Regions from separate parts of the Homo sapiens genome. Here regions 2, 3, 4, 5 and 6 are each linked to region 1. Evidence: chromatin contacts called from ENCODE Hi-C data. All regions are on one chromosome and are shown on one strand. Each heading gives the region's core, a stretch centred on a gene start or an enhancer-like site at or near the end of the contact. The rest is flanking DNA. Distances are from core to core; before and after follow the strand shown. Region 1 holds the start of ZNF582 (zinc finger protein 582). Region 2 holds the start of ZNF347 (zinc finger protein 347). Region 3 holds the start of ZNF175 (zinc finger protein 175). Region 4 holds the start of ZNF614 (zinc finger protein 614). Region 5 holds the start of ZNF480 (zinc finger protein 480). Region 6 holds the start of ZNF649 (zinc finger protein 649).

Region 1 (4,528 bases), core at 1,030-3,529:
ATTCGGGGCCACTACCAGTCTCCGCGTCTTGGTGGTAGTGGTCCCCTGGGCCCAGCTGTCTTTTCTTTTATCTCTGTCTTGCGTCTTTATTTCTACAATCTCTCGTCTCCGCACACGGGGAGAAACCAACCGACCCTGTGGGGCTGGACCCTACAAACTCTGCATGTGCTTTGGCACAGGAATGTGTACTGGGAAGTGGCTGACAAAAGACCTATGGATTCCATGGAATGGAGAGGCTAGCTCAGAGCATTCTCATACTCTTAAAAGGAAGAAACTGGAAGCCACCCTCTAAGACGACCCTGAATGATCCCTGCCTCCTAGTACTTATACTCTTGTGTAGCCTCCACCTACTTAGACTCACAGCTGATTTTGTGACCAAGAGTATAATGGTGTATGACTTCAGAGGCTTGGTTCAGAGTCAGAAGTGGCCATTTCATCATCCTCTAAATTTCTCTTTGGCAGATTAATGAATGTGAGAAAGTAAAAATGGTATAGAAGAAAGTTAGCCTGAGAGATGGCTGGCTTTGTACCTGTTTGGTCTTTTTCCTTCCTTTCCTCCATAAGCAAATACTGACGCATGTACATATAGACACACTCAACACAGTGGGATGTTAAAGGGAAACTAGAGCCACTCGCCCCTTCCCAAGATCAGAGAACATAGGAAAGATGATGACTTTTTGCATCTACCCTCTCCTCTTGAACTCGCAACACTGTCTTGAACCACAAATAAGGTCAAGTAGGATAAATCTACAACTGTCTCCTCAACTGTCCGCTCACAAGTGTGAAATTCAACCATCCTTGCTGAAGTTGTCTTTTAATATCAGTAATCAGCAATAACCAACCTCTGAGCTTTGCTTATATTATTAAATCATTTTATTTGACCCTCAGGACAAAGCTGCAAGCCCAGCATTACATTCTTCCTTTTATGGACAAAAAAAAAAAAACAAAACAAAACCGAGATAGGCACGAAGAAACTAATAAATGGCTGAAATGCTATTTGAATCCACATCTGTCTAATTCTAAAAGTGTGCTTTCCACCACATCACCGCACCTACAAGGAAAATGCAGCCTCTACCCTCTCCTGAAGAATGTGTAAAGAGGCAATATGGTGTGTTTTGGAAAAAGCATCTTTGCAGAAAGAAAGCATTAGCTTCAGTCATATTAGCATCCTTATCCAGCAGCAGTAGCATTATTTTACATATCAGTTACTCCTCCCCAACAACTCAATGAATTAGATGCCACAATCATCCTCACTTTCAAATGTGGAGACCGAGGCACATCTCTAAGACTGGAGTTCAGGCATTCTGGCTCCAGTCTTAGAGATGGTTAAGGGTTCACACTCTTAACCATTTATTACACCATAGAGCTCACCAGGTTTGAGGGAAACAGGATCAAATCAAAAGAGTCACTCAGGACTCCAGTCCTCACTCAAGGACAAACTGTTCCACCTCGGACAGGGAGAGTTTCCGCATTCTGAGACCCAGCATAACAGGTCCTGACCGGCATCTGGCACTCGGACTCCCAATCATACTGGATCACACTGGCTCGGGATGTGTAAAGTCCAGGGCTTCTCACATTTGATGACACCAAAGCCGCCTAAAAACAAGAGAGAATTAACAACTACCTACGGCGGTCTGATATTTGCCCAAGAGATGCCGCCCCATAAAACTCCTTTACATCTTTATAACGTTTTTATTTTGCGTTCTCCTTCATAACCCACATTTAACTCACCATAGATGTAATGTTTAAAATTAGTTACCAGATAAACTCTTACGCTTCCAAACTTTAAGGTTCCTTCGAAACCTTCTGGTAAAACTGTTGTTCCACGGAAATGGGAACGTAACGGATGAGGCAATCTTCCACAGCCGCACACAGTTGTGTATCCACCGCTAAACGGTCCCAGTCATACATTCAACGACCCACGCGGAGTCAGAAGCTACCACCACACACTGTCAAAATCACGCACACACAGTGACGGCCCCTTGCCCACTCGGTCACTCGCCCACAATCTCTCGCTAGAGAATCACACGCAGATAGCACACCCAGCACCACAGACCCCAGGAAGCAACCCAGGGACTCGAACACACGAACAGCACTCCTCCGCGCACTGCGCAGGCACGCCTGCGTCCGGCTCACCCTGAAACATCGCGAGATCCGGCTTCAAGGCCGGGCTGCTGCCTTTACGCCTAAAGACTATGTTTCCCGGAAGACACTGCGGCGCCGGCCCTATCATGGCGCAGCATCGGTGTGCTTTGTGCGTCTGCGCCATCTTCCGGCTGCGCACGGCGAATCCACCGGTACCGTGGTGGAAGCGCGCCCTGGGCTGCCGGGGGCGCGGCCGCGGTGGCACTTGGACCCGAGGAGGCGGCAGGTGAGAGGTTCCGGAGCTTTCCAGGCGCTCTGGGGTCCAGCAGGAGCTGGTGCCCGGGCCGGTTGGGTCTCAGGCCTGAGAAGAACGCAGACGTCTCGCCTCATCGTCGCTCTGTGGCTTTACCGGCGTGAGACTACATTTCCCGCCGGCCCTCGCGGCGTGCGCTTTCTGGCGCCCCCTTTCTGCTTCCAGCCTCATAGCCCAGGTGCATGGACCCCTTAGGTGGGTGCGCAGGGGTCTCCGACCCCCTGAAATTGCGGATGTTTTGCATTCACTGTTATGCGTGCCTTTTTTTTTTTTTAATCTGAGAGGAAATCTTGTTTCATGAGGTTCTCAGAGAGTTACAAGACCCCAGAAGACTTAGAACCGCTAGTTTAGAAAAACTTATACTTGGGAACATTTTATATGTTCAAATTCTATGTCCAGCAATGGGGAAACACTTGAGTGGATCACAGGCCATCCTTTGTAAATAGGATATCGTGCAGTTAATACAAATAATGCTTATAAAAGTGGTCATAATAAGGAAAAGCTGCCTATTACATCATATTAAGCAACATTCATAATTATTTCACTTACACGTTACTTAGAACCAAATGTTTGTAATGCAGTAGGCACCTTATATACTCCTTTACAGAGTACTTCTTGTTTAACAGTGAGCTCAAGAACTGGTTAAATGACAACACTGCGAATACTTGGGTGTTTTTTCTTCCAATTTTTTTGTTTTGTTTTGTTTTTAGCCTGTGTGTTAGTGAGTTTGACTTCTTTTTGCTGAATGTTCTCAAAGGATTCAGTAGTTAATATCTTTGCTTGTCAGTTTTTGATAGTCATTTTTGATAGTCACTTGGCATCCCATTATATGGCTGTGCCAAAAATGATTCAACCTCTTGGCTACTTGTGGACTTGCCTACTTACGTACTAATTTTCAGTTCTCCTATTTAGCAAATATTATTGGACATGCAGCTTTGTGCACTGCTGTGTCTCTATGGAAGGACACATTTATGTGCTGATAATGGAGCACTGGGCGTGCTGTGTGTAATTTGTCTCTTACTGTTCCTTCCAACTCTATCCCATTTGTTGATGCAAGGCATGCTCCATGAAGTGGCATGCACAAAGCCTCAGTTTGGGCTGTAGAGCTTTTTGTATATTTGGCGGTTGGGAAAAGAGCCAGGTAGACTTTCAAAGGTGTTATATTTGCTGCAGGAGAGAGTTAAATGGCCTAGTCCTGGAAAGGCTTTATTCTAGGCTGGGGCTATGCAAATGATGCAGGCCTTCTATGCTCCCTGGCTTGAGGGAAGCCCTCCTTGTCCTTGAGGTAACATGTGGGTCTCAGTCACTAGAACAGCCCTCAGCATCCCTGTCTTAGACTTGCATTTGCAGCAAAACAGAACCACTGGATGTTTAGGGGAAATGGGAGGGAAAGGACCACTGGTTCCCCTTTGCCTTGCAGCAGCTAAAGCTGGTTTCCTGGGGTTGGGTGAGGATCCCTTTGCCTCCCCCTCCTTCTCATTTTCTTGGTGGGCAGAGGGCAAGCAGGTGGGGACTTGTAACTTGGCATTCTAGGAACTGTGAGGCAAGCCTAGCCTCTCATGTTTGCTCTTTCCTCCCCCAGCTCTACCGTCGCAGGACTCTGCCCTTCCCCAAGAGAGGAACCAGAAGGAGGACCTATCAGCCCTTGAAATTCTAAAAGTCATGTCCCTTGTGAGTTTTTAAATCCCATAAATATTTGCTTTCCTTATCTTGAAACTTTCCACCTGGGTTCCATCCAGAAATTTGGTTCTCAGACTTTCCCATTTTAGGGAATAAAAGGACCAGGCAGGAGTCTCCTCTCCCATTGTCCTCTCCCCTCTGACAAATGCCCACAGATTTATTCTCTATAGCATTCTGCATCTCCTGATGGTTTTCGTCTGCTAGGAGGAGAAACTCATTTCCCTGTATGAAATGAGAGCATCCTTTGTAAGAACTGAAGTTTGAAGAGATGGAATGAATGCTTAGGAGCAATCACATATAGAAAAGCAGGGGAGGTGGTGTTGGTTGGTTTCAGTTTCAGCGCATGGTACAGTGTCCTGCTTTGGGAATGATTAATGATTGGATATGTAATTGAGGTTTGGCTGGGAATCCATCAAAAATTTGATGCCAGAATTAAAGTCTAGTTTGACG
Region 2 (4,812 bases), core at 1,699-4,198, 3.2 Mb after region 1:
CCCAAAGCTCTGGGATTACAGGTGTGAGCCACCATGCCCAGCCCAGAAACTAATTGTATTTTGTACTTGAATTATTCTCTCCACACTCTGCCTTGGGATACTTATGTGGTATAATGAAAATCCCACAGAAAGGATATTTCAGACTCTCACACCCTGAAGTCTGCATTGCTCTTCATGCATATGCACAGTATTATTATATTTTTGCATGTCTCTTTCTTGCATGCCAAATAACACCTATGGCATTTATCTTGATGTACCTGAAGTGAAAATACAAGTATAGTAAAAATATGACATATTAGGAAACAAAAAAACTGTGGGGAATATGGATAAAAACAACAACATCTCTTTTTTACCTTTGGAATGCTCAGTGGCAATTGGAAAAATTAATATATATAAATTTTCTTTTAAGAAAGAACATAACACATTCAGATTTTTTTTTTTCCTGGCAGATAAACGACAAAGTTTGTATGTTCACCCTCATAACATTTTGATCATTTGAACTTGTGACCTCTCTACTGGAACTGTATTGAACTTCACCTAAAGGTTGGTTGAGAAGTGTTATGAGACTGTTTATTACATAATGTGGGTTTCTGGGGAAAGCTGGGTAGACTTCCAAAGCTGGTCTAAAAATGGCTTGAGAGCCCAGATAAGCAACTTGCTTGGTGTGTTATGGTTGATAAGGTGTGGGGATGGGTTAGAGGAAGCTTTGTGTGGTTTGAACGTCCATCTAGTGACAAAGGAGGAAGCACTCAAGCATGACCAGTTTGACCAAATGGGCAGAACAGAAGTGCAGAGCTGTAAAAGCGTTAGTAGTACAACATCACAAAATGGAGACTGACGCTAGTACACTGAATTATTTACTCTGGAAAGTTCTGAATTCTTGGTTTGGGAAGACCCCAGTTTTCTTTTTTGTTTGTTTGTTTTGTTTTGTTTTTTGAGACGGAGGCTTGCTCTGTCACCGGGGCTGGAATGCAGTGGCGTGATCTCGGCTCACTGCAACCTCCACCTCCCAGGTTCAAGTGATTCTCCTGCCTCAGCCTCCCAAGTAGCTGGGACTACAGGCATGTGCCACCACGCCTGGCTAATTTTTGTATTTTTAGTAGAGACAGTTTCACCATGTTGGCCAGGCTGGTCTCGAACTCCTGACCTCAAGTGATCCACCCGCCTCTGCCTCCCAAAGTGCTGGGATTACAGGTGTGAGCCACCACGCCCTGCCCTAGTTTTCTTGATAGTAATATTCTACATTTATTCTTCCGCTGTACCCATAGGACTCATTAAAAATAACACAACTGTTGAAAATGTTTTTGAAATCCTGTTTAGTTATAATGCCTAAGATGTTTTTATACTAACTCAGTGAAAATCTGTGGAAAAGTTTCTTACATAATAAATATGATTAAGCAGTTTTACTGGAAGGGCATTTCTCCAAAGGCTATGGAAATGTTATTTTCAGTTTATGGTATTGAGCAATATATTTCATGGTTTATGTTCAATTGTAGTAAAATTACTTTTTATTTTTTAATATGATTTTCCCTTTTATTTTTTTCTTTCATATATTGTAACCCAGATGAAACGTTTAATATTTTGTTAAAGTGAAAACTATACGGTGTATATAAATAAGGGTGTTGTTTGGAGATAAAATTGTGTGACATGAAAATGTACATAAGACAATAGCAGGTATAAACTAGGTTCTCTATAAACATGAAAAAAGGGTATCCCTGTGAGTCTTTAGTTCAGTCAATGTACTGGGATGGTACGTTAGAAATACTGGAAAACTATTCTTTAGGCGAAAATAAATCCAATTGTCATGTGGTGACTATTTTCCACACTCTGTTATCCACATCTGATAGAACATTAAGAAACAGAAAACAAAAAAATAGACCCAATATAGATTACAATTTTAAAATAAAAAGTACTGTGTCAAGTTCCCTTCAGAATGCCCATAAAGTGAATTTGAAATTACATGATATTTAGAAATTATTGATTTAAGCATATTTTGATGCAAAGAAAGATTATGTCAAAGTTGTTTGTGGTTAAGTCATTTCAAGTGTGGAACGGAATAACGAATATAAGCAAAAATAATGCAGTTTATCTCTATTTTTTAAAAATTCACATGGTTTAAATCAGTAGTTGACTGGGCACAGTAGTTCACTCCTGTAATCCCAGCAATTTTGGAGGCCCAGGCAGGAGGATTGCTTGAGGTCAAGAGTTGGAGACCAGCCTGGGCCGAGACTCCCATCTTTACAAAAATATATGTTTTAAAGAACAATAAAGCAGCCCTTGGTGATCTAACTTATCGGCCTTAACCTTCCCATGAATTGAGCACAGGCTTGACTCTTCCACTGGGGAGAATGGGGATTTGAAATGTAAAGGAGGTTCTGTTGGGCTACTGCATTAAATTGCATATCCGTCCAGGTAGGATGCTGCATTTCCCATTCTACTTTGAATCATCCTCAGAGATAATTTCCAGACATTTTAGTTAAATTAAATACATTTTAATTGCAGGAATTGCTGGATCCAATCGCCGTGCCTCGTGGATCCTCCACTAAGATCCCAGTTCCCAGACCGAGATCCCCGATTCCCAGATCCCCGTTCCTGAGCTGCAGCAGACTCCCTAGCAGGACTGGGTCCAACCCGCCGGCAAACAATTTTAACATAAACCGTTTTCAACTTGGTAAGAGGAAATCATTTTGGTTTCTATCATAAGTGGTCCACGTAAGTCTATTCTTTCACCTTAAAACTGCTTCAAATTGGAACGGTGCTCCCGGGGACATAGTGAACACTCCAGCGTTTCTAAACCGGGAAAAATGAGACTGCGGGCTAGGCAGGCTGAGGGAAGCGCAGACCCCGCCCCAGCTCCGCCCCAGCGTTTCGTCCGCAGACCCCGCCTCTCCCCAGGCCCCGCCCCCAGAGTGCCCGGGCTCTTTTCCGCGCACGCGCAGTTTTCTGCAGTTCCGGAAGCGGATCGTGTTGGGTGCGGGTGACGCCGCCGAGCGTGAGTGTCCCTCAGTATGGATTAAACTTGCGAACCGCCGTGCCCCGTTTCCGCAGCCAGTTCCCGGGCTCGCTACAGACCTTTTTTTTTTTCTTTTTTTTTTTTTTTGGTGAGACGGAGATTTACTCTTGTTGTCCAGGCTGGAGTGCAATGGCGCGATTTCGGCTCACCGCATCCTCCGCCTCCCAGGTTCAAGCGATTCTCCTGCCTCAGCCTCCCGAGTAGCTGGGATTACAGGCATGTGCCACCACGCCCGGCTAATTTTGTATTTTTAGTAGAGACGGGGTTTCACCGTGTTGCCCAGGCTGATCTCGAACTCCTGACCTCAGGTAATCCGCCCGCCTCGGCCTCCCAAAGTGCTGGGGTTACAAGCGTGAGCCACTGCGCCCGGCAGCTACAGACCTTAAGATCCCCGCACCGCGCCCTCCACCCCAGCTGACTCGCGGTGTGGGTTCGGAGTCGCTTCTCTTTGGGTTGAAGTAGCTCTGAGGCTTCTCCCTGTCCCCGGCCTTTCGCGTCTTCCTCCCGCTTAAAACCCTTTCCTGACCCCTCCTCCCGCCCCGGGCTTTTTAAAGTCCTCGCCCGCGAGGTGGATTCCCGCCCTGGGTGCCTCCCAGCCTCGCCCTCGTCGGCCCCTGGAGCGCAGCTCCTCAGCCCCGGTACCGGCGAGGCCGCGTCCTCTGCCTGGTCCTGGCATCCTGCAGACCCCACCCCTCTTCTAAGGCGCCGTCGCCCCGCCACCTCCCTCCTCCTCGTGCCGGGCCCTGCTGCTCCCCAGGCCTCCCCTTCGCAGTCCCCGCTTCTCCTGAGCCCGCGCTGGGGAGGTGCCCGGGGCCTGTCCTGTGACACCCGGTGTTCTTGCCTGCCCAGCTCCAGCCCCTGGAAAATGCGCTCCTCCAAGATGCAGGCGTCTTAGTCCAAACCTTCCTGTGAATGTGTGGACCAAGGGGATTAGCAGGTAGAGAAAGGGGCAGAGACAGAGAGAGAAGTAGAAAAACTGAGAGGAAAGAGTGAGGGAAACCCGTAACCAGATGGCAAAGTAGAGGATGGGCGAGGGATTTGCAGATGGTAAGAGAAGGAGCTGAGAAGGCAGAAGGAGAAAAGCAACTGGGGAAATGTAGAGAAAAGCTCGATGTCCAGAGACATGAAGGACAGCAAGGTAGGGAGAGGGCCAGAAAGTGGGAGGCTCCTCAGACAGAGTCCGGGAGAGGAGGAGGGATTTGGAGCCAGGGCAGACAAGCAGCGTGGTGCTGGGACAGCAAGAGGGGACAGCCGGTGACGAGGAGAGCAGAAGGAGAACCACAGCAGGGGGAGGCCTGGGATCTGGGGGTGCCAGAGAGTGGGGCAAGAGGTGTAGAAGGGAAGAGGAGATTCAACAGAGGGAGCAGAGATGGGAGAAGAAAGAGGCAGAAATATATGGAGACTGGGGACAATGAAAAGACTGGGGAGAAAGAGGAATCAGAGTTGAAACAAGGCCCCAGAATGGGACAGAACAGGTGCAAGCGGAGGAAGAAGGGGAGAAATAGCAGGAGATGAGAGGGGCTCAGAACGACGCGCAAAGAACCAGGGGAAAAACACAGAAAATAAAAAATAAGCTAATGTGAGAATGAGAGCTATGTAGAGGATGAGGGAGGGAAACACACAGTATGGAAGCAAGAGAGGGACCCTGAGTCCAGGTGAGTGGTGCGTTGATTAGATGTGATGATGACATTGTGACATTGGTTTCTGGGTTTAAAATAATGCAACACATTTAAAATACGTTTACTTAAATTATGCAGTTGCAAATGAGAATGGAAGAAACTCCTTTATGTAAAATGCGT
Region 3 (4,888 bases), core at 1,213-3,712, 4.8 Mb after region 1:
ACTTGAAATTTTTCAAAGACCCAGTGGTGGATGAAGGAGCAGAACCAGTGCTTAGCAGGAAAGAGTCAGCTTTTCCATCCTATGACTGGGGCTTCTGATCAGACCAGGGACTACAGTTTCTTCTTTCTTGACCCAAGGCCAACCCTCTACTATCCTCTTTTATCAGCCAGTTCATGGTTTCCTCTAGAACACAGATAGCCTATGAATGTGGAAACATCAGCCTCTGTGGTCCTCGCTTGACAGGAGGCTCAAGACTGACTCAGGAGCAGGGAGCCCAGACCTGCTGCATCCTGTGTCTGCCCTCACGTTCTGGAGAACTATCCCCAGGGCTGCCCCTGTTTACCTCGCAAGATCCATCCTGCTTCTCTGGACCCAGGACCTGAGGCTTCTGGGATAAATTCACATCAGCAGGCATCTCCACTCTGGGCTTCTACTCTCGGTCTCTCTTGCTGACAACTCCACTTTTCCCAGGAGCCAGAAGCTGGATAGGTGTTTGGATTTTCCAACCAGGGACACGGCGGAGAGTCGTACTGGGCTATGAAGAGAGATCCTGCAGCCTCAATGATGTGGCCTGACCTGGGGGTTCTGCAGAAGCCTTGGAAAAGCAATGAGTACATGGTCACTCATTCAACATTCACTCCACAAATATTTCCTGAGGGCACTGAGGTGAAGTCACTGTGTCAGACATTGGAGTAGACAAAGTTCAGAAAGCCCAACTCTAGTTATTAGTCAGGGTTAAAAATAAAGACTGAGTCTGGACTAAATGGTGAATTCATTGCAGCTTTGCCACATTTTCACTGTGAGAATATGAAAATATTACTTTAGTTGTAGTTTCCAAAATGAAAATGCAGGTATTTATCACAGATGTTGGGAAACTTAACCAAGATGAAGCTTGTCAAGTCCTCAGTGCCTGCCTGGCACGTGATAAATATGAATTAAAAAAAGAAAGTTGTCAATTTAATTGTCAGCTAAATATCATGGGCATTATCATACCCATTTTGAGGATGAGGATAATGAGGCTGTGTGCTGTTACATAATTTGCCTGAAGGTTACTCAGTCTGTAAATGGAAAAACAGGGAATCAGCCCCACATCTGCCTTGTTCTAAACTGTACACTGTCTCCACTATCTCATGTACCCATACGTGGCCAGCTTCCAGAAACACCATTTCCTCTTTCTGTTGCCTTCATAGAACTCAGGCCGGGAGGTGGCTCTGTCTGGTGTACCTATTCTGAGCTTCTGGACTTTTCAGTCCCCGTCCATAATACACCACACACAGACCAGCCTCTTCTGACTAGAGCTAAAACTTAAAATCACTGTCCCAATCCCCATCTTGACACAGAAAATTTGCAGACATGCATCAGGGCCTCCAGTTACCATTTCTTGCCTGTCCACAATAAGTTGCCCCCACCGCACCTGAATGCAATCACTGACAGGACTGACTTTCAGAAATCCCCAATGAGTGTACTACAGGGCTGCCAGAAAGTTCCAAAATGCCTCCCAGTCACTGACATGGCACAGGCTTCTGAAATCTTTACTGCCCTGATAGCCAAGAAATGTTTCCCAGCGAGCACAATTTTCTGGTTTCCATAAAACGACAAATAATCCCCAACATAGGGGTCCAAATGAAATGCCCCAATAGGAAACCATCATCGATGTGCTCAACTGTCAATTACTGATCCTTACCATGTCCAAGGGACCCAAGAAGAGGCCAACACTGACCCACCCACCAATCCCTGAAGGACCCCAACACTCACTGCCTAGAAAGCAATGCATTCACCCTCACAAATCCCCATCATTGACCCCCTACGCCTCCAGTCAACTGGCTGCCATAGGCTACCCCTGGCAACCCCACTCTACTGATTCCTATAGGTTGCCCATCACTGGTCCCCTGAGAGTGTTACAGTGTGATCCTCAAAGTCCTCCAACCTCTGAAGCTCTTGGCTGCCAATCAATCACTGACTCCCCTAGTCCCACGGACAGTGAATCCCTTCCCTGAACGTCCTCCAGCACCATCCGCAAAGGCGCTCTTAAGATGCACGTTCACTGTCCTCAAGTTAGCAAGTTTCGTGGACCAATATAAAATCCGATATTAAAGTACACTTGGAATTTAAGTCACAAAAATACTACAAGCAGAAAATAAGCAAGAAAAGAGGGAAAATTAACAGGCTAATTATCCAACTAAAATTAGCAAACGCCACTTACCCCACAGCACCCATCACCCACCCCAGAAACCCCTCATCGCTCAGCCAAAACAAGCCCGTCACTCACCTCACAGCCTCGTCTTCAGCCGAGAAATCCCTTTATCACGCACCCCCACCCCCAACAAGCCCCTCATCACTCCCCCAAAGCCAGCCGCCCCTTCCTGACCCTACAGAACCCCCACTGCTAATATTCCCAATCACTTCAGCGTCCAGTAAGCGACATAGGCTTAGATCCACTTAACAACAGAAGCTAAATGGTCGCTCTAGGCCACTTCCGGTTTGGGTTACATTCCCGTTAGGATTTCCGTAGGCGCTGTTGAACCGCGCGCATGCCCACTAACACTTTTGAAGCTACGCTCCGCCAACAGTTATCATGGCGTATAACGGCGTACCTTTATTCCGCGGTTCATTCAACTTCAGAAACTTGGTAGGGAGGACGGCATGGCCGCACCCATACGGATTATGATATTGGAGGCCGCCATCGTCAAAGGGCTTTTATTCCGTACAGCCAAGGACAAATGGAATGTCACAGAGTAAAAGTCTTGGGTCCTACATTGGCAGGGGACCTATTCAATACTTGTGTATATATATTTCTAGGAGAAACTGACATGTATTCTGAAAAATACTTTTTCTCTATATTTTTCCCTCTGATTTAAAGACTTTTTTTTCCTGAATTGCTGAACAACTCACTGTCTTTAATAGCACTTTTGAAAATGTTATCTTTCTGAGAAATTGTATCTTTGTTATCCTTACACCATTGCTCTCTATACCTGGATGAACCTATTGATGAAGTAACCTACCAAGCGACCACCTGAAGAGAGAATTTAGGGCTCTTGGGACACTTCATTTAAAGAGAGGCGAATGAAAAAAATATAATCAAGTTAAAGGAAAAAAACACAATTACTGAGATCAATGTCAGCCAGCCCAACTGGGCAGAATTTTCAGGAAGAGGTTGTTCAATCAAATAAACAAAAATATATTCTAGAAGGTGAGTAATAGCAATCATAAAATTAAAAAAATGGCTGATTATGGGAAATAGGAGGCAGGGCTGAGTGAGGATCTGAAGGTGAAGATCTGAAATGATCCTTCTTTTTTAAAAAATAGTAATTTAAATATATTGCTTTCGTAGTTTGTGCCATTTTGTAGTTACCGATTTTACATTCTGTGTTCACAGCTTCTGCCACCCCATCTCTGCACTTAAAGCCACCATATTACTTTTAATTACTTCATACCTCATTTTTAGTCCATTTGAATAATAAAATAAGACTGCTTAGCCAATGAAGCATTTTTTTGAACATGGTTTCCCAGGAATAGTTGAGTTTTCACATTAGTATCTGAACCTAACTTTGTTACATGAAGCATGAAACCTGCTTTTATTTTAAAACATCAATTATATATTTACTGTAAGCAAATAGTGTAAAATCAATAAAAACACTTATCTTTATTATGTGAGAAAGTGTGACATTTTGTTTGAGTTACTAAGAAATTCCCCGGACTTAGAACTTTTGAATTTTCTCCACTTATAAATCTGAGACTATTCTTTACTGTGTCATAGGATTTACCCTACGGCTTTGGTACATTTTATTTAAAAAAAGGAAAATGCAGAGAGTGAAAATTGAGATAGAAGTAGGAGGCTTTAAGTACAACAGCCCCGCATGTGTATGTTCAGGGCAAGTTAAGGCGTCCCTCCACTGGGACATCTGTATATCTGTAGGATGAGGGGTAACTGCGCCCTCATACTCTTAGTGGGGCAGGCATACCCTAAGGTGACACCTACTGAGTCACACCTTGTACAAATCCATCCCTTTGAGTGCAAACGGAACCTGAGATTTGCTTCTTACCAACAGAATATGGCAAAAGTTATGGGACTTATCTCTATTATTAGATTATGATATTAAAATCTATGGGAACTTGAACATCATCTGCAAATACTGGAAATATTTCTCAGTTTCTAATTTTTACATTTCTTGCTTATTTTTCTGGTTTTACCTTGTTGGCTATAACCTCTTTAATAATGTCAAGTAACAGTGGTGACAGTGGGCATCCTTGTCTTGTTTCTGATTCAAATGAGAATGCTCCTGAATTTTCCTTATTTAGGGTGAGAGTTGGTGTTTTAATAGTTATCTTTTATCATATGCATGGTAATTCTAGTTGCTCCACTGCCTTATCAATACTTAGTATTGTTAGTCTTTTTAATTTAATATGTTTTAGTGAGTATCTCATAGTGGTATCTCATAGTAATTTTAATTTGCATTTCCCAGATCAAGCATTTTTTCAAGTGCCGAATGGCCACTCATTTATCCTCTTTGCTGAAGCAACTCTTCAAATCTTCCACCCATTTTTCATTGTGTTTTAAAATTATTGTGTTGTGAAAATTTTTTATATATTCTAAAAATAAGTCTTTTAGAGATATACATATCACAAACATTTTTCTTCCAGTCTGTGGTTGCTTTTTTATTTCATCTATTCTAATCTTTAGAAGTTTAAAAATTTGATTATGACATTCTAGAAGAGTTTTTTAAGATTGGAGTTGGCTATTCCTCAAGAAGACAGACAAAACTTTCTGACTATGAATCTTCATATATCTTGTGTAGATGAAAGTCAAAAAAGAAAAATAAAAAGAAAGAGAATTCTGGCTCTTGAAACTTAAATAAAGAGCTTCAAAATTAAAAGCCTTCAAAAAATA
Region 4 (4,829 bases), core at 1,788-4,287, 4.4 Mb after region 1:
GTTATAAATAAAGATGCTGTGACTATTTGTGTACCCGATATTGTGCGAACGTTAAGTTTTTATATATTTGGGATAGACACTGGGGGCATGACTGCTGGCGAATATGGTAAATGTGTTTAACTTTATAAGAAATGGCCAAACTCTTTCCCAGAGTGGCTGTACTAGTTTACATTCCCACCACCAATGTGTAAGCATTCCATGCCCTTTCTAGCTCTTGGCATTGCCAGTGTGCTTTAGCTTTCCTATTAGGTGTGTGGTGGTATATGATCATGGCCTCAACTTACACACCCCTAACACAAAATGATATTAAGCATCTCTACATCCACTGAGAACCATATCAAGTAAAATTGTAACTTTTGCTTCCAACCAGCAAACCCAATGTTTAAAACTCAAAAGAATATTATATTTTATAATATATTTACCCTTTCTGTTCCTTTTTCTTCATTCCTGATGTAATATTTCCTTTAGTTATTTCCTTTTTGTGCGAACTTCCTTAATCATTTCTCTTTGAGCAGGCCTGGTGGCAAAAAATTATTAGTTTCCCTAGAAACAGGGTTCCTGTTTTCTCTATCCAGAGTTATTTCCCTTGATCTAATGAGATTTAATCCAGTTTATAAATGGTGAGTTCTCTTTATAAAAGTAATAGACATTTGCCATATAGTATTGTGGCAGAATTCAATCCCTGACTCCATATTGAGTAATTTACTTCTTTGAAAATATTTTTTGAGCTTCTACACCATGGCAGGCATGTTGTAGGCAATGGAGACACATCAATGAACAAAACAGGCAAAGTGCTGGCTTTGATATGACATACAGTCTGGTGAAGGAGACTGAGTAAGATAAATACAAAATCGAATTCAGTTAAGTGCTAGGAAGAAATATAAAGCCTGGTAAGTTCATAGATTGTAACCTGAGTTATTTTAGGAAGAGTTTTCAGGATAGGCTTTTCTGTGCAGATATAATTTGAACCAAAGCCTAAATATACTGTGGGGACACAGCCATCATATTTTTAAGTCCAGAACACTATAGAACTTTCTAAGTGTTTTCTTTGGGGTTCCTGCCTCAGCATTCTCTGAGAAGCTTGTAAAAGAAGGCAAATTCTTGAGTCACTCCCCAGACATTCCAAGCTAGAATTTCTGGGGATGGGGTTCGGACTCTGCATTTATAAAAAGAGCCTTCTTAAATTTGAACATCTCTGCCCTAAATTGTGGATTGGTGCTCCCATCACCATTCCCACACTGTAACAGGATGGATTCAGGGCAGATTGTCTCCAGCAATGAATCAGACAAAAGTGCTCCACCAACCAGGCCCTTGAATCACCTTCCTTGTCCCGTGAATCAGCACAGCCTGCCACGGCAAAGTTTTATCAGCCCACTCCTGGAAATGATCAGTGAAGGTCCCATCATGGGCTGCTCATAGTCCTGTGGACCAGGTGCTAAACTTACCTACCAGAGATTAACATTCCAGATGAACGGGGCTGAAATTTAATCCTGGATGGAATATGTTATAACACTCAAGAAATACGAACATGAAATTCTTATTCTCTAGAAATTACAAAACGTAAGTAAAATGAAGAAATTTTAAGTCACCATAATTGTACGGAACAGTCAAATATTGTTAGTATATTCTCCAGAATTTTTCAAATGCATGAGCATATTTATTTTCTGAAAGAAAACAGCCTATTTTGCATTTATCATGCCATGAACTTATTATACATCATCATACCTATTTTCTAAGATCAACATGTTTTATAATATATTCATGATTATGGTACAAAGATAGTAAAATTAAGTATAAATTGGGAATATTTTTCAAGTAAAAACATGGCATTCTCTACCTATGAACACAAACAATATTAATTCAAACTAAATGTCTTGTTTAACCAATCACAATTTTCCAAAAGATGTTTATGATTTCTTCCAATAACAAGACCATAAAATATATACTATCCTGCAGATCATTTTTTTGTCCTCTGACAAAGTTTTCTTTTTTATAAAACAATTGTAGCATATTCTTTTAAATTGATATATACTCTTACAGTTCAGCAGATGTTCCATAATTTACCAAAGTATTCATCTCTCATTGTAATTCCCTTTTTTTGTAAATTACAAAAGTTGTGGTTAATATTAAGACAGATTTGCCTAGATAGCTTTTAGAATTGCTGTGTCAAAGAAAACGAAAAAATTAAATTGGCTCTAGGTTGCCTTCCAAAAATACAATATTTACTTAAATCTTCTACAGTTACAACGCCAACATCTGCAAAAATAGAACTAATATTTTTTAAGTGTGACTTTTTAAAAAATCTGGAAACATTGCAAAGTAGGATGATCGCATTCTAATAATTTCATATTCTTAAGTGCCCCACTGTCATCTTCCTTTACTTCTGGAAGGAAACATGTAGATATTAACACAGTTGCACCTTCACCTCCTCATCCCCTTCCCCACTGGCAGTGGTTTTAATAGCAAGCCCCATGTGGGTATTAGCATTTAATGGAGCATCACTCCTGTTCTCGGCTTCGTCCATTCAGTCAGAGTCTAATCTAACCCACAAAAGCCTTACCCAGCCCAGAACCCCCGCCCTATCCCCAAATCTAACACTTTCAGTGACCACTGGTTTTGGCAACTCTGTGACCGCTTCCTGGCCAGCACCGTGACTTCTTCAAACCTTGTTTATTTTTCCAAATTGTCCTGGATATGAGCATCTTCTCTGCCGTACGGCTGCTGCCTTCCTCTAAGATGGCCGTGCCCATGGTGCTCCAGCTAAGGCTCCACTCTCAGCTATAATGGGCACAAAGGGCGCCGCCATCTTTTTTCCACAGCAGGCTGAATAGAATGCCACTGCGCCGTGTTGGCCTTGGCTGGGCACCCGACTCTTGAGTGTCCCTTGCAACGAAGAGAGAAAGGCACTGAGGTGACTAAGAGTGATTCCCACAGCCATTATGGCCGCTCCTGTCAGAAACGCTGCGATGGGCGCAGCCCTGTGACCTCATAGAGCGGCGCCCGCAGTCTGAACTCGCGATCCCGGGCAGGCTCCGTGGTCCTCGCCTCGCTTCACGGTCTTTACCGCTCAGCTTCCCGGAGTCCGCGCAGGAGCGCGTCTGAATAGGAAGCGTTTTCGGACGTGGATGCGGCGTTTTGTCGCTGCCAGTGGTGTCTGGAGAGGTTCGGGCTCGGGTGAGTCGAGTTCTGGGCATGGACTCGCGGCCTGTGGGTCTGTGTACCGATGGTGCGTGGAGCGTCCTGATTGGGGCTGTATTTGAACGCAGTCGCTGAGGAAGCGGGGCGTTAATGACGGGTCCTTTGGCTGTAGGGATGAAGAGTCTGAGGAAATCAGCGACGAGTCCGACTCTGTCTGGGTCTGGGGCCCTTGTGAGTCACCCTTTACGGGTGTTGGGCTGGGGGACGGTCAGGTCTTTCCCTTCCCATGAGGCCCTATCTCAGGCTATCACATGGGATATTATCTTTCCTGAAGAATATAACATGTGCTCTTGAAAAAAATGTTTATTTTACTGCTGTTGAGTGCAGTGTTAAATGTTCGTTAAGTCTAGTTGGTTGATAATGTTGTTCAAGTTTTCGGTATCCTTGCTGAGTTTCTATTTGTTTTCTTTATTATTGCAAGTAGGGTAATGTAGTCTTCAATTATTATTGTTGAATTGTCTAATCCTCTCTCATTCTGTTTTGCTTCATACGTTTTTAAATTATCATATTCTTATATATACACCCTTATATTATTATTGCCAGCCATTGTAACCATTGTTGCCACTCACCTAGGCCTTGGTGTCCAGAGTTTTATTGGATATCAGTTAACACACACACACACAATTGACTGCCTATGAGGCTGACTTCAATCTCCAGCTCCTCCAGATATCAAACTAATACCACGTGGTCCAAGGTCTCCCACAGTAAATCACATTATTAGGATAGACAATTTGGCATGGCTTAAATTGCCCTGATAACCAAAGACAGTTTTATCAAGCAGCGTATTCCAAAGGCTTAGAGTTTGCCTCATAGGAACTGTGGGCAAAGGACAAAGCTCTCTTGGGTAAAGTTACTCCTTTAGCGCATAATGTGAAATGAGACAGTTCTTGTGATTTGCTTAGTACATTGGTCTTGACACGAGGTATGTATACCCAAAGAGCTTACAGAGACTTTCGAACCAGTACATGGGCACACGTGGTTTTTAAAGACATTCTTGGAGCCTTCCATGTGTTCTCTTTCCTAAAATTGATCTGTCTGAGAATTCACCTTGAAGGGGGCCACCCCTCCACAACCTGTGGGTGTTTCTTGTCAGGTGGGATGAGAGACTGAGAAAAGAAATAAGAGACAAAGTATAGAGAAAGAAAAGTGGGCCCAGGAGACCAGCACTCAGCATACGGAGGACCCACGCTGGCACTGGTCTCTGAGTTCCCTCAGTATTTATTGATCACTATCTCTACCACCTCGGAGAGGGGGATGTGGCAGGACAATAAGGTAATAGTGGGGAGAGGGTCAGCAGGAAAACATGTGAACAAAGGTCTCTGTGTCATAAATAAGTTTAAGGAAACGTGCTGTGCCTTGATGTGCACGCACACAAACATTTCGGTACAATAAAGAGCAGTATTGCCACCAGCATGTCTCACCTCCAGCCCTAAGGCGGTTTTCTCCTATCTCAGTAAATAGAACAGACAATGGGGTTTTACACGGAGACATTCCATTCCCAGGGACGAGGAGGAGACAGATGCCTTTCTCTTATCTCAACCGCAAAGAGGCCTTCCTCTTTTACTGATCCTCCTCAGCAGAGACCCTTTACAGGTGTCGGGGTAGGGGACGGTCAGGTCTTTCCCTTCCCA
Region 5 (4,766 bases), core at 1,979-4,478, 4.1 Mb after region 1:
ATCCTAAATGTCAAAAATATGCTGTTTAGGGCTTAGAATCAACACACCCTTTTCCTGTGCCACAATCACACACACAGGTTAGACCTCACCCTGCGGAAAGATGTCCTCTGCTGCCCACTGCACCAGAGTTGATGCAGAGACAAGAAACTCCTACAGGAAGAACAACAAGTGAGTTTTTTACTCGTCTTCAGAACCTGCTCCCCTCCTAGAGATGCCCACACGCACGCTGCAGCAGTGGGGAGCTGGCCTGGTCTAAGCTCCCCTTCAGGGCCAGACCCAGCCCTGACCAAACCCCATGCAGAGCACAGCCCCTCCTCTCCTCTCTATGGATCCCAGGCTCATGTAATCCCTCAGAAATGGAGGACACAGAGCCTTGGTGCTCAGCACCAGAGACAGAACACACTGGAATCCCCGTATCCATGGGGAAGATGTCCCAAGACCCCCATTGGATGCCTGGAACTTCAAACAGTACTGAACTCCATTTATTCCACCCTGGCCAACATTGTGAAACCTCGTCTCTACTAAAAATACAAAAATTAGCTGGGCGTGGTGGCACACACCTATAATCCCAGCTACTTGGGAGGCTGAGGCAGGAGAAATGCTTGAAACTGGGAGATGGATGTTGCAGTGAGCTGAGATCATGCCATTGCACTCCAGCCTGGGCAACAAGAGTGAAACTCTGTCTCAAAACAAAACAAAAGAAAAAAAAAATCAGGGTATCCCAAAGCCCCTTCTTTTGATTAATTTGCTAGGAGGGTTCTTCCATCGGGCTAGTCATCTGTATCTTTTGCAATATTCTTCATAGCAAATGGGTAAAACTAAGCAAAATGCTTCCTTGAGTTCTGTGAATGAGGCTAACAAATTAATAAAATCTGAGCAAAGGGTCAAGGGAATCTTCAATTTTTAGATGTTTGGTTGAAGTTCAGGTCCCAACCAGGAACTTACAACCAGCACGTGAAGTAGCGGCAGCCTTGTGGAACTGAGCCCCCAACCTGTGGGATCTGATGCTAACTTCAAGTAGACAGTGTCAACTTGACTGAAATTACGGATCACCCAGGCGGTGTCTGACGAATTGCTTGTTGGTGGGAAGAAATCCCCACACATTTTGTTCATCAGATATGAAGCATTCTGTGTTGAGTGTTCACTATTGTGTTGACTGCAAGAGTAGGAAAAACACTTTGGTTTTCCTGCTATCTTTTACACTCGCCCACACCCTACCCCATCCCAGGAAAAGGAAAGTGGGTGACCCACACCTGAATGACTCAAGTCACTGACCTGTGCCTGAATAGGGAATGTGAGTGGAAGCTAAAGTCTGATGCCAAGAATTATAAAATGCACCAGCCTTACAGACAGGAGTTTTGCATATCCATTTTCATCTGTATTTTTAAAGTATATTTCATATTATCAAATTATAAATAGATAAATCAATGTCACAACTTAATCATAATATCCAATCAACTCACCGTTCATCTGCACCCAGGGTTCCCTCTTTTCTGGGTACTGTGTTTCCCTCCCTCATTCTGTACGTATCTCTCATTCTCACCTTCTTTCTCTAGCTTTTTTCCCCCTTTATTTTTCCCCTAAGATTCTGCTCATTTTGAGCCCCTCTCTTCTCCTGATGTTTCTCCCCTTCTTCCTTCTATTCCTTCTCTTCCACCTGTTCTGCTCCATTCTGGCAACTTGTTTCACCCCTCTTCCAAACTTTCTGCTCAATCTTTGATCATCCCATTCTCCACCTATTTGTCTCTTTTTTTTTTTTTTCCCTGAGACGGAGTTTTGCTCTTGTCGCCCAGCCTGGAGTGCAATGGCGCAATCTCAGCTCACTGCAACCTCCGCCTCCCGGGTTCAAGCAATTCTCCTGCCTCAGCCTCCTGAGTAGCTGGGATTACACGCGCGCGCTGACGCCCGGCTAATTTTTGCATTTTTAGTAGAGATGGGGTTTCACCATGTTGCCCACGCTGGTCTCAAACTCCTGACCTCACGTGATCCACCCACCTTGGCCTCCCAAAGTGCTGGGATTACAGGCGTGAGCCACTGTGCCCGGTCTTGCCTCTTCCCCTGACTCTACTCCCCCTCTGCTCTCTCTGTTAAATCCCTTCTTTTCTGTTACACCCCCTTGTCCCCACTCTCTGGCACCCTGAGATCCCAGGCCTCCACCTGCTGTGGTTCTCCCTCTGCTCTCGTTGTCACCAGCTGACTCCTCTTGCTGTCCCAGCACCACGCTGCTCTGTCTGCCCTGGCTCCAAATCCCTCCCCCTCTCCCCCACTCTCAAACTGAGGAACTTCCCACTTTGCTGCCCCTCTCACTATCTTGCTGTCCTTCATCTCTCCGGAGATGGAACTTTTCTCTGCATTTCTCCAGTTGCTTTTTTCCCCCTGCTACTTTCTCGGCTTCATTCGCTGTCTCTGCAAATCCTCCATCCACTCTCTACTTTGCCATCTGCTTACGGCTCTCCCTCAATCTTCTTTTCTCCTTCAAAATTTTTCTCTTTCTTCTCCCTCGCTCTCCGTCTCTCTTTCTGCACACATTCACATGGAAGGAATTGGGATCCGATGTCCACAAGCAGAACACCTTTTCAGTGGGGTGTTATTTGGCCCGCAAGAACACTGGATGTCAAGAGACAGAGTAAGTCACCTCCCCACACGCAGGGTTAGGAGAAGCGGTGTCTGGGAAGAGGAGGCCTGGGGAGTAGCGGGGCCCCGTATCAAGGAGGGTAAAGGTAGGGTCTGGATCAAGAGATGGGTGGCGTCTGCAGAATCCCAGCACTGGGCAGAAGACGCGGCTTCTCCTGGATTGAGATTGGAGCGCTGTGCTCCAGGGCCAACAAAGGCGAGGCTTGGGGGACCGCATAGACCGGAATCCGCCTAGCGGGGGAGGACTTTACGCTGTGCGGGGCGGATGTAAGCATCACTGAAGGACTTGAAACAGGAAAACTCCGCGACAGGAGGTGACTACATGGCCCTGTGGCAGAAGGACGGGGGACAGGACCCGCCGCCGAGCGATTTAAACACACAGGGAAGCGACCGCCTGACTCTCACGGAGACGCCTGAATTTGGTCGGGGTAGAGGGAGCGGTGCGAGGATTTCAAGGTCTGTGTGGCCCCTCAGATCCCGGGTACAGAAGCGCGGGGGAGTTGGGAAGCGCAGATTAATTTACACAAAGGGAAACTCACGCGCCGCGGCGTGACCTTCACTCCACGCGATCCGCTTCCGGGTTTGTGGGAAACTGCGCGCGCAGCGGAGGGGTCCGAGCGGGGCGGGGGCGGGGGCGGGGGCGGGGGCGGGGGCGGGGGCGGGGGCGGGGGCGGGGGCGGGGGCGGGGGCGGGGGCGGGGGCGGGGGCGGGGCGGAGTGGGGCTTGCGCTTCCCTCCGCCTCGCTTCCAGTGCCTCTGTTTTCCGGGTTTTGCCGGGGAGACCTGTCAAGGAGACTGGAGCAACTCAGCTGTCTCGGAACTGTACTCTTGCCGGGACTGAGCAAAGTCGGCTAATGATTAGATCCAGGAAAATTCCTGCTATTAAAGTTAATCTTAAGCCGACCGTGCGGTCGGGCACCTGTAGTCCCGGCTACCCCGAAGACTGAGGCGGGAGGATCGCTTGAGCCCAGGAGTTCGAGTTTACACTGAGTTATGACGGCCACTGCACTCCAGCTTGGGCGACAGAGACTCAGTCTCTCAAATAAATACATAAAAAACTAAATTTAGCAATTTAATTAAGCCCTGGGATTGTCTGTGAAAGCGACGCAAGTTAATACATGAACTGCAAAGCCCTGCCTGGGCAGAATGTGCAATTTCATGCTGACGGCCCACAAAGCAGAATAGAAATCCTCTCCTTTTCTATTCCCTGTTCTTTCGGGAGGGACAGAGGTAACCCTGTGCTCAGCTCCAGAGAGTTTTCTAGTGACAGCACCAGGGGCATGGAGGGCTAAGGCCAGTGAGAATTTAGGTCACCAATTGTTGGTTTTAAAAAAGCATTAACCGGGCGAGGTGGCTCACACCTGTAATCCCAGCACTTTGGGAGGTCAAGGCAGGTGGATCATTTGAGGTCAGGAGTTCGAGACCAGCCTGGCCAACACGGTAAAACCCCATCTCTACTAAAAATACAAAAATTAGCTGGGCATGGTGGCATACGCGTGTAATCCCAGCTACTCAGGAAGCTGAGGCAGGAGAATCGCTTGAACCTGGGAGGCGGAGGTTGCAGTGAGCTGAGATTGTGCCACTGCACTCCAGACCAGGCAACAGAACAAGACTCTGTCTCAAAAAAAAAAAAAAAAAGTCAAAAAATATGTTAATTTAACATTCTCAGGATTTTAAAACTACAAAATGCTGATGAAAGAAATCAAAGACACCCAGATAGAGACATATACAATATCAATTTATTGATAAACTCAACATAGAAAAAAATGTGAAATTACCCCAAATTGATACACAGGGTTAATATATTTACTATCAAGGCACTTCGTAGATACTGACAAGATTATCCAAACAATTATGTAGAAAAGCAAAAAACAAAACAAACCAACAGAAATCCCAAAAAACCTGGAATAGCTCAAACATCTGAAAAAAAAGATAGAGCAGCATGCTCCCGGGAGGTGAAGGTTGCAGTGAGCTGAGATCACTCCATTGCACTCCAGCTTAGGCAACAAGAGTGAAACTCCATCTCAAAAAAATAAATAATAAAATAAATAAATAAAATAAAGATAAAGGGTTGGAATCACTTCACGTTACTTCAAGTCCTCTAATATAGTGAAAGCATTTTTTCCTTTTTCA
Region 6 (4,761 bases), core at 1,646-4,145, 4.5 Mb after region 1:
ACCTGAAATTCCTTTAAGATGGCCATGCTCAGTGGGCTGCCTCTTGACAGTTTCCTAGTAGTCAGTCAATAAAGGGTGCAGTCACCTCTCCGCAGCTCACTGAGGTGGACATACTTGGCACTGTGCTGGCCTTGTATCGGGGGACCTGCCCCAATAATCACGTAGGTTCTTTTCTATTTGCCTAAGCGTCGACTGGCTTGAGAAATAAAAGGACAGAGTACAAAAGAGAGAAATTTTAAAGCTGGGCCTCCGGGGGAGACATCACACATTGGTAGGATCTGTGATGCCCCACAAGCCACAAAAACCAGCAAGTTTTTATTAGGGAGTTTCAAAAGGGGAGGGAGGATACGAATAGGTGTGGGTGACAGACATCAAGTACTTAACAGGGTAATAGAATATCACAAGGCAAGTGGAGGCAGGGCGAGATCACAGGACCACAGGACCGAAGTGAAATTAAAATTGCTAATGAAGTTTTGGGCACCATTGTCATTGATAACATCTTATCAGGAGACAGGGTTTTGAGATCAACCGGTCTGACCAAAGTTTATTAGGCGGGAATTTCCTCTTCCTAACAAGCCTGGGAGCGCTATGGGAGACTGGAGTTTATTTCACCTCTGCAATCTCGACCATAAGAGACAGGTACGCCCGGGGGAGGCCAGTTCAGAGACCTACCCCTAGGTGCGCATTCTGTTTCTCAGGGACGTTCCATGCTGAGAAAAGGAATTCAGTGATATTTCTCCCATTTGCTTTTGAAAGAAGACAAATATGGCTCTGTTCCGCCCGGCTCACCGGCGGTCAGAGTTAAAGGTTCTCTCTCTTATTCCCTGAACAATTGCTGTTATCCTGTTCTTTTTTCAGGGTGCCCACATTTCATATTGCTCAAACACACATGCTGTACAATTTGTGTAGTTAACACAATTATTACAGGGTCCTGAGACGATATACATCCTTCTCGGCTGACAGGATTAAGAGATTAAAGCAAAGACAGGCATAGGAAATCACAAGGATATTGATTGGGGAAGTGATAAGTGTCCATGAAATCTTTACGATTTATGTTTACAGATTGCAGTAAAGACAGGCATAAGAAATTACAAAAGTATTAATTTGGGGAACTAATAAATGTCCATAAAATCTTCACAATCCATGTTTTTCTGCCATGGCTTCAGCCGGTCCCTCCGTTTGGGGTCCCTGACTTCCCGCAACAGCCTTGGTTGCATTTGAGCCTCTGAATATCTGTGTGGTTTGTGCAGTGAAGGGGTGGCCTGCCTCTCCACATCTGTGGGTGTTTCTCGTCAGGTGGGACGAGAGACTGAGAAAAGAAGAGATACAGAGACAAAGTATAGAGAAAGAAAAGTGGGTCCAGGGGACCGGTGCTCAGCATACAGAGGACCCGCGCCGGCACCGGTCTCTGAGTCCCTCAGTATTTATTGATCATTATCTCTACCATCTCGGAGAGGGGGATGTGGCAGGACAATAGGATAATAGTGGGGAGAGTGTCAGCAGGAAAACATGTGAACAAATGTCTCTGTGTCATAAACAAGCTTAAGAAGAAGGTGCTGTGCTTTGATATGCACATACATAAACGTCTCGGTGCATTAAAGAGCAGTATTGCCGCCAGCTTGTCTCACCTCCAGCCCTAAGGCGATTTTCTCCTATCTCAGTAGATGGAACATACAATCGGGTTTTATACCGAGACATTCCATTGCCCAGGGACGAGCAGGAGACAGATGCCTTCCTCTTGTCTCAACTGCAAGAGGCCTTCCTTCCTCTTATACTAATCCTCCTCAGCACAGACCCTTTACGGGTGTCGGGCTGAGGGATGGTCAGGTCTTTCCCTTCCCACGAGGCCATATTTCAGACTATCACATGGGGAGAAACCTTGGATAATACCTGGCTTTCTGGGGCAGAGGTCCCTGTGGCCTTCCGCAGTGTATTGTGTCCCTGGGTACTTGAGATTAGAGAGTGGTGATGACTTTTAACAAGCATACTGCCTTCAAGCATTTGTTTAACAAAGCACATCCTGCATAGCCCTAAATCCATTAAACCTTGAGTCAACACAGCACACGTCTCTGTGAGAACAGGGTTGGGGGTAGGGTTACAGATTAACAGCATCTCAAGGCAGAAGAATTTTTCTTAGTACGGAACAAAATGGAGTCTCTTATGTCTACTTCTTTCTACATAGACACAGTAACAGTCTGATCTCTCTTTCTTTTCCCCACAGTGCACTGTTGTTAGTGCTCCAACCTCACAGTGCAGGGGTTGAGGTGTCAGGAGAGGGAACACATCAGTGCCATTTCACTGTCTCCTGTGTCAAAGCAAAATTAAAATGCAGACCAGAATTCAAAAACTCCTGAGCAAACAAAACCCAGTAGGCCTTAAAAACAGCCTTAACCTTGCTTAACCTGCAAACATAAGCAACAATTCACTTGAGTCATTTCTGGTAAATGCTTGTGTTAGGGAAGGACAAAACTCAATCTCAACCGATCAAAAGTAGGCAACTCACATGCTATTATGTCATTAGGGACTTTCCAAGGCAAATTTAAAAAAATGCATTTTTATAATTGTAACTAATCAAATAATTTCTTTGTTTTACTCCTTCACTCACCCTGTGAATACTTGTGTCTAATGCTTTAAGCATAGAAGCGCGAGACTTCTTTTGGTTTGATGCTTCCTAATTCATGAATTGCTGTTTGTTCAGATAAACTCTAGAAAATGCTCCTGCGCCTCAAATTTTTGCTTTCAGGAGAGTCATCCCGGTTTAATGACACAAGAACAACTGTTTCCCTTCTGTACGGCAGATCTACCAAGATGGCCGCGCCCAGAGAGCCGTGGCTCAGGGCGCGGACATGTTACCTCCTCGAAGAGAAGCCCATGTCCCATCGTCCTAGCGCGGCAGAATTGACTCGCGCCCTCGTCCGCCGCCATAGGCCAGTGCCGGGGTTTAAGGGCCAGGAAAGGAAGCATTCAGGGAATTTAGGTGTAGCCAGAAGAAAATCAGGTGAGTGTTTGGGTCTCTCCGTGGAGTAGGTTAAAGGGGTAGGGAGCTTCTGAGGAGCCTGTGGGGAGAGCTGGCGGCCTGGGCGGTGGAGCCTTTGGGTTGGGGTGCCTTTGCGGTCCGGCGTGGGAGAGTTCTTGTGGTCGGGCGTTAAAGGTCTGTCGAGTTCAGCGACTGAGACTCGGCGTCAGAGTTTGGGGTCTCTGAGGGTCACTCTGTTAGTAGGCCTCTGGATCACTGGATGGAGAACTCTAGGGGGACGCTGCCCAGCACGCCGGCTTTATCACCGACGCCATTATTATCACTCCAAATGCTGCAGTTTAAAGTCGGTGATGAAGCCGGGGTGCTGGGCAGCGTACGAGGGTGTGTGGTGTAGGTTTTGGGGTGAATCGGGGATGTGTGTTAAGTGTTTCGGGGAGGCCCAGGCATGTGGGGCTCAGAGGCTTGTAAAATCTGGTATTTTACAAGCCCAGGCCCCTGGCTGGGGTTGAGTTGTGAAACTATAACCGCCCACCCTTGCCGGCTGCCTAGACAGAGCCGACTTGTTAAGACAGGGAAATTGCAATGGAGAAAGAGCAATTCATGCAGAGCCGGCTGTGCGGGGAGACCGGAGTTTTATTATTACTCAAATCAGTGATAAAAGAAAAATTGAAGCCGAATTAAATTTACAGGAGTTTCCTTGAGCAATGAACGATTCGCGAATTGGGCAGCCCCCAGAATCACAGCAGATTAACAGAGACTCCAGGGGTGCCTCGTGGTCAGAACAAATTTATAGACAAAAAAGGTAAAGTGACATACAGGAATCGGAAGCGAGGTCCAGAAACAGTGAGATTGGTTACCATTCGGCGTTTGCCTTATTTGAACGCAGTTGGAACATTCAGCAGTCTATGAGTATGGCCGCTGGGACTGGCCACCACTCAGCTATTGTTACAGGTGCATACGATTAAGTTCGGTTTTCAATTTTGTCTGTTAAGCTAGGTTGCAGTTTATCCACAAGGACTCAAATATAGAAGTATGGAGTCGTTCTCAGGCAATATTTAGTTTGCTTAAGCATCAGTCTCCTTGAGCATTTGGGGATCAAAGTTTCCTCCTATCCCCCAGACGGAATCTAGCTCTGTTGTCCAGTCTGGAGTGCAGTGGTGCGATCTCAGCTCACTGCAACCTCCGCCTCCTGGGTTCTAGCGACTGTCCTGCCTCAGCCTCCCGAGTGGCTGGGATTACAGGCGCCCGCCACCACGCCCGGCTAATTTTTGTATTTTTAGTAGAGACAGGCTTTCACCACGTTGGCCAGGCTGGTCTTGAACTCCTGACCTCAGGTGATCTGCCCGCCTCGGCCTTCCAAAGTGCTGGGATTATAGGCATGAGCCATCGCGCCTAGCTATGATTGTTACGATTTATAAGAAATGTATAATCGATCTTTGTCCTGTTTCCTGGCACATGTCTCCCAAAAGCCTTGGAACCTCTTCAGTAAACAGTGCCTTTTTGTGTGGCATTGAGATGGCTGGTGACTGGGGGCTTCTGGCTGGCCTTAGGACGGGGGAGGCTGGTTGCCAGGGCAACTAACCATGTCATTTGAGGGTTGGAAATTTTAGCTCTGCCTGGCAACAGGGAAGTTGAAGGTTGAGTTGATCACCAGTGGTTAGTGTTTTAATCAAGTATGCCCACATAATGAAACCAGCGTAAAAACTCAAAAGGACTGGTGAACTTCTGGGGAACTTACAGATTCTTGAGCATGTGGAGGTGCCTGAGGGTGGTGAACTGAGTCT

What was found. Hi-C counts contacts between places; a loop is a spot of excess contacts on that map. Pooled maps may share reads with other maps.
Region 2: a pooled map shows a loop between it and region 1 (16-fold over the local background). The contact joins the promoter of ZNF347 here to the promoter of ZNF582 in region 1. A Hi-C loop is called at or near these places in 7 of 50 pooled maps.
Region 3: a loop to region 1 is called in a pooled map, with 7 times the contacts of the local background. The contact joins the promoter of ZNF175 here to the promoter of ZNF582 in region 1. A Hi-C loop is called at or near these places in 7 of 50 pooled maps.
Region 4: a loop to region 1 is called in a pooled map, with 4 times the contacts of the local background. The contact joins the promoter of ZNF614 here to the promoter of ZNF582 in region 1. A Hi-C loop is called at or near these places in 4 of 50 pooled maps.
Region 5: a pooled map shows a loop between it and region 1 (6-fold over the local background). The contact joins the promoter of ZNF480 here to the promoter of ZNF582 in region 1. A Hi-C loop is called at or near these places in 4 of 50 pooled maps.
Region 6: a loop to region 1 is called in a pooled map, with 9 times the contacts of the local background. The contact joins the promoter of ZNF649 here to the promoter of ZNF582 in region 1. A Hi-C loop is called at or near these places in 5 of 50 pooled maps.

The regions. Positions count from the first base shown.
Region 1 is chr19:56,391,285-56,395,812 of GRCh38, reverse strand. ZNF582 (zinc finger protein 582) reads left to right here and starts at 2,279. Exons shown (of 5, transcript NM_001320371.4): 1 at 2,279-2,593; 2 at 3,981-4,069. The coding sequence starts at 4,061. It overlaps ZNF582-DT (ZNF582 divergent transcript), which reads right to left and starts at 2,137. Exons shown (of 2, transcript NR_037160.1): 1 at 1,760-2,137.
Region 2 is chr19:53,157,189-53,162,000 of GRCh38, reverse strand. ZNF347 (zinc finger protein 347) reads left to right here and starts at 2,948. Exons shown (of 5, transcript NM_032584.3): 1 at 2,948-2,992. RefSeq lists a silencer at 2,766-3,015 and an enhancer at 2,751-3,045.
Region 3 is chr19:51,568,857-51,573,744 of GRCh38, reverse strand. ZNF175 (zinc finger protein 175) reads right to left here and starts at 2,462. Exons shown (of 5, transcript NM_007147.4): 1 at 2,270-2,462; 2 at 344-595. The coding sequence starts at 415. RefSeq lists an enhancer at 2,741-2,800.
Region 4 is chr19:52,026,587-52,031,415 of GRCh38, reverse strand. It overlaps ZNF614 (zinc finger protein 614), which reads left to right and starts at 3,037. Exons shown (of 5, transcript NM_025040.4): 1 at 3,037-3,174. LOC112268244 (a long non-coding RNA gene) reads right to left here. Exons shown (of 2, transcript XR_002958414.2): 2 at 1,636-4,304. It overlaps ZNF432 (zinc finger protein 432), which reads left to right. Exons shown (of 5, transcript NM_014650.4): 5 at 1-38. RefSeq lists enhancers at 2,550-3,309, 3,780-4,550.
Region 5 is chr19:52,295,631-52,300,396 of GRCh38, reverse strand. ZNF480 (zinc finger protein 480) reads right to left here and starts at 3,228. Exons shown (of 5, transcript NM_144684.4): 1 at 3,174-3,228; 2 at 1-3. ZNF766 (zinc finger protein 766) reads right to left here. Exons shown (of 4, transcript NM_001010851.3): 4 at 4,351-4,766. RefSeq lists enhancers at 2,997-3,046, 3,117-3,166.
Region 6 is chr19:51,903,151-51,907,911 of GRCh38, reverse strand. ZNF649 (zinc finger protein 649) reads left to right here and starts at 2,895. Exons shown (of 5, transcript NM_023074.4): 1 at 2,895-2,998. RefSeq lists enhancers at 1-69, 70-745, 1,629-2,253, 2,744-2,863, 2,582-3,126 and 1 more.